2 separate regions of the Homo sapiens genome follow, and region 2 is linked to region 1. Evidence: chromatin contacts called from ENCODE Hi-C or POLR2A ChIA-PET data. All regions are on one chromosome and are shown on one strand. Each heading gives the region's core, a stretch centred on a gene start or an enhancer-like site at or near the end of the contact. The rest is flanking DNA. Distances are from core to core; before and after follow the strand shown. Region 1 holds the start of RPRD2 (regulation of nuclear pre-mRNA domain containing 2). Region 2 holds the start of PSMB4 (proteasome 20S subunit beta 4).

Region 1 (5,241 bases), core at 834-3,333:
GATGGGTCTCACTGGTGAAATGCCGCAGGCAGGAAGCAAAGAAAAATTCTAATAGATGTATATGGAGTATGAGTTAACCCTCTCTTCTCAGCAGGAAACAGTAACTTCTCCACACTTCCTCCTATAAGATTTGAAACGTTCTGCAAACAATCCATGCTTTAACAGAGCTCGTTTCTGCAGTAAAGCAGCAAAATGGAAAAATCTCCAGGATAAAGACAAAAAAAACATAACTGGAGAAAAAGGTACTACATATTCAAAAAGCACATTTCCTGTGCACATTACCCATGAGATCAACTCAATTGTGTAAAAAGGTATTTCAGGTAATTAAAAAGTAACGGGGCCGGGCACGGGGGGCTCACGTCTGTAATCCCTGCACTTTGGGAGGCCGAGGCAGGTGGATCACCTGAGGTCGGGAGTTCGAGACCAGCCAGGCCACAATGATGAAACCCCGTCTCTACTAAAAATACAAATAATTAGCCGGACATGGTGGCGGGCGCCTGTAATCCCGACTACTCGCGAGGCTGAGACAGGAGAATCGCTTGAACCCGGGAGGTGGAGGTTGCAGTGAGCCGAGATCGCGCCACTGCACTCCAGCCTGGGCGACAAGAGCAAAACTCCGTCTCAAAAAAAAAGAGGAACTGGACACGCTTTATATTTGAAGGTATTAACGATGATACTGACTACTGTATCGCAGTTGTTTCTGGTCAGTATCCAAGAAACCTGTATTTTATTGCAGCAAACACAGGTACAGGGAAAACCCGGTGGTGCCTCAGATCTATGTAGAGCTCATGCTGCTTCTTAACATTCATCCAGGTAAGGCTCTCCTTACTACACATCACAAGTTTTAGATACATTCATCCAGACAAGGCACTCCTCATTAAACATCACTGGATTTACTACTGCTTAAAACCACAGCTCGCCTACCATCAGGAAAGCCAGAAATCATTAACACGTCAAGGCCTGTAAGAAATAAACAGACGCTACAATTTCCGCGAAGGTTCGGAAAAATCAATACACCTTACAAGGCTCTGAAATATTAAAAACAATATACGTAAATCTCCATGGATCTGGGCCCAACGGCCCAAGGTCACAACAATTCAATGGCTAAAAAACCCAAGAAATGAGTCTCCTGCAATTCAGGACAATCCTGGCTAGGAATGGAGTCTGGGTTTGGGACCACTGGGGTCAAACCTTTAATGTGAACAACCCCAACCAAATGCTGCGGCTCCGTGGGAAAACCCCAAGCGTTTCAGGCCACACTTCCTTCCATTTCCCCAGTCTTCCCTTCCCTAGTCACCCCCAACACTCACATCTCCGGAGCCACTTCATCCAATGATAGACGATAGTACTGTGGTGTTTTTTGTTCTCTATACACCAAGACGACAAGCCTTGAATGGACTCCATGGTGTTGGTTACCGACTGGAATTTTCGATCCAACGAGGACTCCAGAGCCCCTGCCGAAGAGGCCGACGAGGAGGAGGCCTTACTGCTGCCTCCGCCGCCGCCGGCCGCCATCTTCCCGGTTTGCACAAGCGCTGCTGCTCCTCTGGCGGCGGCGGCGGCGGCGGCGGCGGGAGCGGGCAAAACAATCACTGCGAGTGCGTGAAAGCCGTAGGTGGGGAGGGAAGCTAGGGGGTGGGGATGGTGCACGCGCTGGGCTCTTCTGGAGGTACGGACGGGAACACCAGCTGCTGGGCACGCTGGCAGCTCCTACACGCTGCAAGGAGGGGCTGCGGGTCTCGGAGGTTTTATCAATATTGTTCAAGGGGTCGTGTTTAAACCAGTCAGTAATCACGGAAAAATTACGCAGAAAACAGGACCTGCAAAGCCTTTCAAAACGCCTGACGCCGAAACTAATCGTTTTATACTTTTCGGCTCTCAGTGCTAAGGCCCTTCCCCGCCCCTGTTCCCACACTCCTGTGAGCCAGGTCGGGCGTTAATATCTTAAATGTAATACTACCCGACTGCCCCTTCAGTTGCAGAAATCTTTCTTTCCTTTAGACTCGCTAGCACAGAAAAGGTCCAAGGCTACCTAGTCAGGATTTTTTTTGCAACGCAATAGCAGCAAAGGGGCAGCAACAGTATCGCGCACGCGCCACTTGGCCCCACCCCCCTACCCCTGCTTCCTTCTCAACCTTGAAAGCAGAGGGAGGCGTGATGGCGGGGCAACCTGACCAATCAGGAGTGGAGAACCACAAGCGCGCGCAGGAGCTCTGAAGCCCCCAGGGCCCAGGAGGCGCTACGATTATTTTTGCGCCTGCGCAGAAGATAAGCGTGTAACGGGATGGAAGGAAAAACTGGGAGGGATGGGTGAGGGAGCTGGTATAACTAAGGTTAGCCGGGTGGGGGGGTTCCCCTGCCCCGCCCTTTGCTGCTTTTGGCCGCTCTCTTGGGTGTGTTCAGCTCACACAACAGAGACAGAAAATTCCCACCACTGAGACCACTGTTAGTCTTCAGGGGGCTGCAGCCATCGCCCCCAACTCCTCGGAGGAGCAACGCGCGACAAAATGGCTGGCAGCCATCTTGCGGCACCACAAAAGATGCGCATGCGCCAGATCCAGTGAGCCATTCACTACGCAGACTCCGACACCAAACCGTATTTATTGCTGCCCATAGAAGATAACATTCACAGCCGCTTGACCATTTAGGTTACAGGAAAAGGAAATAAATGAGGAAGTGAAAGGAAATTTTCCTCATAAAATTTTTCGAGGCGAAAAAAGAATGGCAAGATGTGACCTCATTTTCGCCAGCTATGATACAATCTTAAAATTGCATAATACATTACAGTTTTCAAGAGTCTTACGTAACTATTATATGAACCTTATACGAACCATTTTATCGCAGGTATCTATGTAAATCCTCTGAGCTAATTTAAAGGCTCCTGTGTTCCCACTAAACATATACAGTTTTAATTCTTTTAACGTCTCCTCACTGCGGCCATGCCTCTTGAGGCAGGGAACCTGTTTTGTCAAGTTCATGTCCACTATTCATTAATTCAACGAGTTGTTGAACCTCTTGTGCCAAGTACTGTTTTAGATCATGGGGAGCAAAACAGACAAAAATCCGTTCCCTCCGGGATTTAGTGGCAGGACACCACCAACAAGTACATTTCAGACAGTATTAAATTCTGTAAAAAGGTGAAGCAGGGTAAGGGAGAAAGGGGTGTGTGTGTGTGCGCGCGTGTGTGTACGTGTGCACGGCACGCACGCGCCAGTATAAGAATGGTGGTATGGTGAACCAGGAAGTCTTCTCGAAAGAAATAACTCGATCTGAACATTGAGAAAAAAGCAACCAAGCAGATATGCGAGACGGGGAGCGGAACATGCTGGCATTAGGAACAGCAAGTGCAAAGGCTCTAAAATACAGTCTCGCTCTGTCCCTGCCAAGGCTAGAGTGCAGTGGCACTATCATATCGCACAGCAGCCTCAATCCCCCAGACTCAAGTGGTCCTCCTGCCTCAGCAGCACAAGTAGCTGGGACTACAGGCCTGCACCACCACACCTAGCTAAAAAAACAAAACAACAACAACAACATTTTTTTGAGAGGGGGAGTCTCCCTATGTTGCCCAGGCTGGTCTCAAACTCCTAGCCTCAAGCAGTCCTCCTGCTTTCAGCCTCCCGAAGTGCTGGGATTATAAGCTTGAGCCGCCATGCCTGGTCCTGACCCCACATTTTTTTTTTTTCTGTAACTCTAGCCAAAGACCCACTTTTTTATAGACTATTTTTAGAGCAGTTTTAGATTCACGGCAATTGTGTGGAAAGCACAAGGAATTCCATATACCACCTGCCCCCACACATGAATACCCTCCCCCATTATCAATGTCACGCACCAGAACGATACATCTGTTACAACTGACAAACCTACACTGACACATTATCACCCAAAGCCCATAGTTTACATTAGGGTTCGCTCTTGGTGTTATACCTTGAGTTTGGACAAATGTGCATGTATCCACCATTACAGTATCATACAGAGCAGTATCACTGCTCTAAAAACCTCTGTGTTCCACCTATTCATCCTTCCCTCCCCCTTATTCCCCTAGCGACTACTAATCTTTTTACTGTCTTCATAGTTTTGCCTTTTCCCGAATGTCATATAGGTGAAATCATTCAGTATGTAGCCTTTTCAGACTGGCTTTTTTCACTTAATAATATGCATTTCAGGCGGGGCACGGTGGCTCATGCCTGTAATCCCAGCACTTTGGGAGGCCGAGGTGGGTGGATCACGAGGTCAGGAGTTCGAGACCAGCCTGGCCAACATAGTGAAACCCCCGTCTCTACTAAAAATACAAAAATTAGCCGTGCATGGTGGCGCACGCCTGTAGTCCCAGCTACTCCGGAGGGTGAGGCAGGAGAATCACTTGAACCTGGGAGGCGGAGGTTGCAGTGAGCCAAGATCAGGCCACTGCACTCCAGCCTGGGCAACAGAATGAGATTCCACCTCAAAAAAAAAAAAAATGCATTTCAGTTTCTTCCATGTCTTTTCATGGCTTGATAGCTCATTTCATTTTAGTGCTGAATAATATTTCACTGTCCAGATGTGCCAGTTTTATTTATCCATTCACCTGAAGGACATCTTGGTTGCTTCCACATTTTTGCAAGTATGAATAAAGCTGTTACAAACATCTCTGTACAGCTTTTGGGGTGAATATATTTTCAACTCCTTGGGTAAACACGAAGGAGCACAATTGTTACATCATATGGTAAGAATATGTTTACTTTTGTAAGAAATCATCAACCTAAGGCCGGGCGCGGTGGCTCATGCCTGTAATCCCAGCACTTTGGGAGGCCGAGGCCGGTGGATCGCCCGAGGTCAAGAGTTAGAAACTGGCCAGCCTGACCAACATGGTGAAACCCCATCTCTACTAAAAATACAGGGCCAGGTGCGGTGGCTCACACCTGTAATCCCAGCACTTTGGGAGGCCAAGTGGGGTGGATCACAAGGTCAAGAATTAAAGACCAGCCTGACCAATGTGGCGAAACCCCCTCTCTACTAAAATTACAAAAAATTAGCCGGGCGCAGTGGCACATGCCTGTAATCCCAGCTACTCAGGAGGCTGAGGCAGGAGAATTGCTTGAACCTGGGCAGCGGAGGTTGCAGTGAGCCAAGGTCGCGCCACTGCACTCCACCCTGGGTGACAGAGTGAGACTTTGTCTCAAAATAAGTACATACATACATACATAAAATAAAATAAAACAAAGCAAAATTAGCTGGACATGGTGGCAGGCACCTGTAATCCCA
Region 2 (5,241 bases), core at 392-2,891, 1.0 Mb before region 1:
GGGGGATATTGGGCTGAATAACAGGCTAGTTGTCTCAAATCTATGGTATAAAAAGCATTAGAGTGAAAGATGACATTCTACTTCTTGCCTCACCAGAATGAACTCTGCTTAGAAAATAAGCTAAGAGCCACTTCAGGAAGAAGTTCTAGGGTGTCCTCTCTTTGCATGTCTACTGACTCCCAGTCATGTCATCTTGTCACTGGAATCAGTGTCAACACCTACAGCCCCCAGACTACAAAGAAAACCATCTGCCCAGTAATAGCGATCCCAGCCCATCCCTCATATCAGAATTTCAGGAGAAAAGCAGACAACCACTAATCCATTTCCTTTTGTCTTCCCTTTCCCCCACCTCTAGACTTACTACTTACCTGAGCCAAGTATGCACCATAACCAGTGGCCAGCGAAGGGGCTTCATAGGCTACACCAAGCATGTCCACATAACCGAGGAAGCTAACAGGACACAATGGGTCAAAACTCATTTCACCTTAGATTCATCTTAGCTGAAGAAGGGGACCATGGGGTCTGAGTTAAAGTGGGATTCACTTGGGGAGAAGAGACAGAAGAGATACTACACAGGTACTAGGTTGGGTGGTAAAGGAAATAAGTTATTTGTATTCATATGAACCTCTCTCCATCAGCATAGCCTCCGATGACCATGGTGTTCCACAAAGGGTTCATCTTCGAGCGCCGGCTGTACATGGCCCTGGTCAGCCATGAATGAATAGCTCTAGGACTATAGCTGTGTCCATCTCCCAGAAGCTCCTCATCAATCCTTAAAAGGAATTGGTTGTGAGAAAAGGGAGAGAATTAAGTCGGGGTCTCCACCCATCCCCAAAAGAAGTTACCACACCTTCCCCCATTTTACACCTAATGCCAAAAACTTTATTGCAAACACAGATCGCCCACCTCCAACAACTCTTCCAGTCCCCCGCTGCAACAAGTCCCCCCATCCCATCGAAGGGAATAAAAAACAGGGGACTCCCCTCTCTACTTGGGAACCACTCTCCTGTTCTCTGGATGACTTACACCATCTGGCCGAGAACTTGCTTCAAATACTGGAAATCAGCGTAGTCGCCAGAGGCACCCAGCATGGTACTGTTGTTGACTCGCATAATGCGAGAGATGTTGCGGAAACGAGCCAAGGAGCCGTAGGATCCCAGCATGTCTGCGGCAATCACCACTCCGCCCTCGAACTTAACGCCGAGGACTGAGGTCCCGGTCACCATGGGGTTCCTAAAGAGTGAGAACGGTGGGAGCTGAGAGGGGGGATGGACTGCGCCCTCTTTCCGCGCACTGAGCTGCGCTTCTGATTTTCTATAATTCCTTCCAATTATTCTGCATTCTCCAGGACTCCGCGCCCTGAGCTCCCCTGCCGTTCGCGCGCCCCCGGGGTCCCCGCCTCACCTTCCCGGGCTCTCAAAACCAGCCGGCAGCACCAGGCCCCACGGTCCCTCCCGCTACGCAAACGAAAGCGCCGAGAACTTACTGGGTCCGCGTGATTGGACCTCTGTAAAGTGCAGACGCCGGATCCATGAAGGAATCGGGAGTGGACGGAATGCGGTAAAACTGTCCTGGGGCCGGACCCCCCGCCCAAAGTCCGGACCGCGACCCCAAAAACGCTTCCATCTTAGTCACGGTAGCAGAAAAAATGAAAGCGCTTGCGCCAACGGAAGCGGAAGTGATCCTTCAGTGTCATTTCTTTCTTTTTCCTGTAGACGACTTCCAGCAGCCATGTTGATGAGGTCGTAGCTGAACATGCAGTAATCCTAGGTGGCGACCGAGACAGGGAGTTGAAATTGCCCAACATCGCTTCGCATCGCATCGCATCTCCGTGGAGTTTGGACCAGATCACAGCGTTCTAACACACGATTCAAGGAGGAGGGAGGCATGAAGGTGGGGTGGGGAGGTGGCCACTTAAAGACGCTGATCCTGAGTGAGACGTCACAATTTTTTATTTTATTTTTTATTTTTTTGAGACGGAGTCTCGCTCTGGCCCCCAGGCTGGAATGCAGTGGCGCGATCTCGGCTCACTGCAACCTCCGCCTCCCAGATTCAAGCGATTCTCGTGCCTTAGCCTCCCGAGTAGCTGGGATTACAGGCGCCTGCCACCACGCCTGGCTAATTTTTTGTATTTTTGCTAGAGATGGGGTTTCACCATGTTGGCCAGGCTGGTCTCGAACTCCGGATCTCAGGTGATCCGCCTGCCTCGGACTCCCAAAGTGCTGGGATTACAGGAGTAAGCCGCCTCGCCCGGCCTAGAAGTCACAGTTCTCATGTTCCTTTTGTATCATTATCAAAAAGCCCACATGAAAATATCAGTGAACACAGGATCTCTTACATCTGTACTCCTCAGAGCAGCCCCATGTGGCAGGCATTATTCGACCCATTTGGTAAATAGGAAACCGAGGCTTGCGGTGTAGTGATTTACCCAGTCACACAGCCGATAACGGTAGAACTGAATCTTGAAGCTAGAATAAAAAAAGGAATCAGGGCCGGGTGCGGTGGCTCATGCCTGTAATCCCAGAACTTTGGGAGGCCAAGACGGGAGGATCACTTGAACCCAGGAATTCAAGACCAGCCTTGGCAACATGGTGAGACCTCACCTCTACAAAACAAAACAAAACAAAAAATTAGCCAGGCCTGTAATTCCAGCTACTTGGGAGGGTGAGGTGGGAGAATCGCCTGAACCCGAGGGAGGTTGCAGTGAGCCAAGGTGGCGCCACTGCACTCCAGCCTGGGCAACAGAGCGAGACCCTGTCACAAAAAAAAAAAAAAAAAAAAAAAAAAAAAGAATACACTTGTGTATACCCTGTGGGGTGTGATAGCTCAGGTGGATCAAGCACTCTCTGTGGGACCTTAGACAAGTCTGAAAGTTTCCTTATTGTCAAGGGCCCTTGCCCACCTCTAAAGAAACAGAAAAATTCCATTGGAAGTGTAGGGGTGAAACTAAATTCCAGGGGTTTCCTTCTCAGTGTAACTCCATAGCAGGGGCTGGAAACTGTCTTGAATCAAACTGGTGAATTTTGTCAAAGATAAACAAAGCCGGACACTAAAGTGGAAAGGACAGATTTCAATCAGTAATAACTACTACAATAAGGAAAAACAGTTCAGCATGAACTGAACTCAACTGCAATTTGTATGCAAGTAATGGGTATTTTATAGGGAAAATGAGGTTAGGGGACAGTGAGACAGAGGGTCAGTAGAGTCAGGGAAGTGAACATTTACAGAATTAGTCAATGTAAATGTGCTTAGGTCAATGATGTCTGCTAGCTGGCATTTATGGAAGTTAGGATTCCATCCTCCCACAGAGACTGGTGAGGATACCATCCTCAACACTGTCCTTAGGTGTCTTTTGTTTGTTTGTTTTTTGAGACAAGGTCTGGCTCTGTCACCCAGGCTGGAGTGCAGTGGCATGATCTCGGCTCACTGCGACCCTTGCCTCCCCGGCTCCAGCGATCCTCCAGCTGCAACCTCTCGAGTAGCTGGGGACTACAGATGCCACACCCGGCTAATTTTTGTTTTTGTTTTTTTTCTTTTTTTCTTATTTTGAGAGGGAGTCTTGCTCTGTTGCACAGGCTGGAGTGCAGTGGCACGATCTCAACTCAAAGCAGCCTCCGCCTCCCTGGTTCAAGCGATTCTCCAGCCTCAGCCTCCTCAGTAGCTGGGATTACAGGGGTGCACAACCATGCCCAGCTAATTTTTTTTTTGTTGTTGTTGTTGTATTTTTAGTAGAGATGGGGTTTCATCACACTGGCCAGGTTGGTCTCAAACTCCTGACCTCAGGTAATCCTCTCACCCCAGCCTCCCAAAGTGATGGAATTACAGGCGTGAGACACCACGACCGGCCTAATTTTTGTATTTTTTTGTAGAGACCAGGAGAGATCTCACCATGTTGCCCAGGCTAGTTTCAAACTCCTGAGCTCAAGAAATCTGCCCACCTCAGGCCGGGCGCGGTGGCTCATGCCTGTAATCCCAGGACTTTGGGAGACTTAGATGGGCGGATCACCTGAGGTCAGGAATTCAAGACCAGCATGGCCAACGTGATGAAACCCCATCTCTACAAAAAATACAAAAATTAGCCGGGTGTGGTGGCACACGCCTGTAATCCCAGGTACTTGGGAGGTTGAGGCAGGAGATTTGTTTGAACCCAGGAGACAGAGGTTGCAGTGAGCCAAGATTGCACCACTGCACTCCAGCCTGAGTGACAGAACTAACGAAACGCTGTCTCAAAAAAAGGAAAGAAAAGAAAGGAAAGAAGGAAAGGAAAGGAAGGAAGGAAAGAAAGAAAGGAAAGAGAGACAGACAGAAAGAAAAAGAAAGGAAGAAAGAAAGGAAGGGAAAGGAAAGGAAGGAAAAGGAAAGGAAGGAAGGAAGAGAAGAGAGAGAGGGAGGGAGGGAAAGGAAAGGAAGGAAAGGAAGAACGAAAGAGAGAGAAAGAAAGCTGCCCACCCAAAGTGCTGGGATTACAGGCGTGAGCCACTGCCCCTGGCCTATTCTCAGGTATTGGCTGGAACAAAGTAAATTATTTTGGCAGCCTTGAGTTTTCTCAGGCAGACACTTTAAGGCAGGAGAGGGTCACCTCAGGGATGTGACCCTGAGCTTTTAGAAGCTATGTTACCGGTGGGGTAATATAGCTATATATTTTATCTATATATAAAATAATTTTTTAAATGAGAGGATCCAGAGTCATCCCTCCTGAGAGTAGGATGTCAGAGAAAGCAAACTGCTAACTACTGATGATGCAATATTCAAAAGAACGTGAGAACCGTGAGAACAAGACATAAGACATCTTGGCCCACTGCAACCTCCACCTCCCGGGTTCAAGCAATTCTCCTGCCTCAGCCTCCTGAGTAGCTGGGATTATAGGTGCCCACCACCATGCCTGGCTAATTTTTGTATTTTTGGTAGAGATGGAGTTTCACCATGTTGGCCAAGCTGGTCTCGAACTCCTGACTTCAGGTGATCTGCCCGCCTTGGCCTCCCAAAGTGCTGGGATTACAGGCGTCAGCCAACGTGCCCGGGCCACTACTCCACTTTTTAAGAGAATGGGATTTGAACCTTCAACTCCAATACAGTTAAGGATTCTTTCTTGACCTACGCAAGGTCTGTCCCAAGGGACTAGAACAGAAAGATGAGAAAGAAAACATATCCAATGTATCCATGGCTGCACTAGTATGTGAGTCCCCCTTGAGGATCCCCTGAGGATTTTTGAAGTTTTATATCCTCTGTAATTCAATTCTA

What was found. Hi-C counts contacts between places; a loop is a spot of excess contacts on that map. ChIA-PET counts read pairs that join two places held with the same protein, here RNA polymerase II (POLR2A). Pooled maps may share reads with other maps.
Region 2: a loop to region 1 is called in a pooled map, with 9 times the contacts of the local background. The contact joins the promoter of PSMB4 here to the promoter of RPRD2 in region 1. A Hi-C loop is called at or near these places in 6 of 50 pooled maps. POLR2A ChIA-PET finds 5 or more read pairs at or near these places in 2 of 52 experiments (CD4-positive, alpha-beta T cell and activated T-cell).

The regions. Positions count from the first base shown.
Region 1 is chr1:150,360,989-150,366,229 of GRCh38, reverse strand. RPRD2 (regulation of nuclear pre-mRNA domain containing 2) reads right to left here and starts at 2,083. Exons shown (of 11, transcript NM_015203.5): 1 at 1,311-2,083. The coding sequence starts at 1,515. RefSeq lists enhancers at 523-812, 1,296-1,575, 2,326-2,635, 2,796-2,865, 2,846-3,788.
Region 2 is chr1:151,395,973-151,401,213 of GRCh38, reverse strand. It overlaps PSMB4 (proteasome 20S subunit beta 4), which reads right to left and starts at 1,641. Exons shown (of 7, transcript NM_002796.3): 1 at 1,487-1,641; 2 at 1,027-1,233; 3 at 626-772; 4 at 369-450. The coding sequence starts at 1,626. RefSeq lists a silencer at 914-1,071 and enhancers at 840-1,561, 1,912-1,961, 1,562-2,284.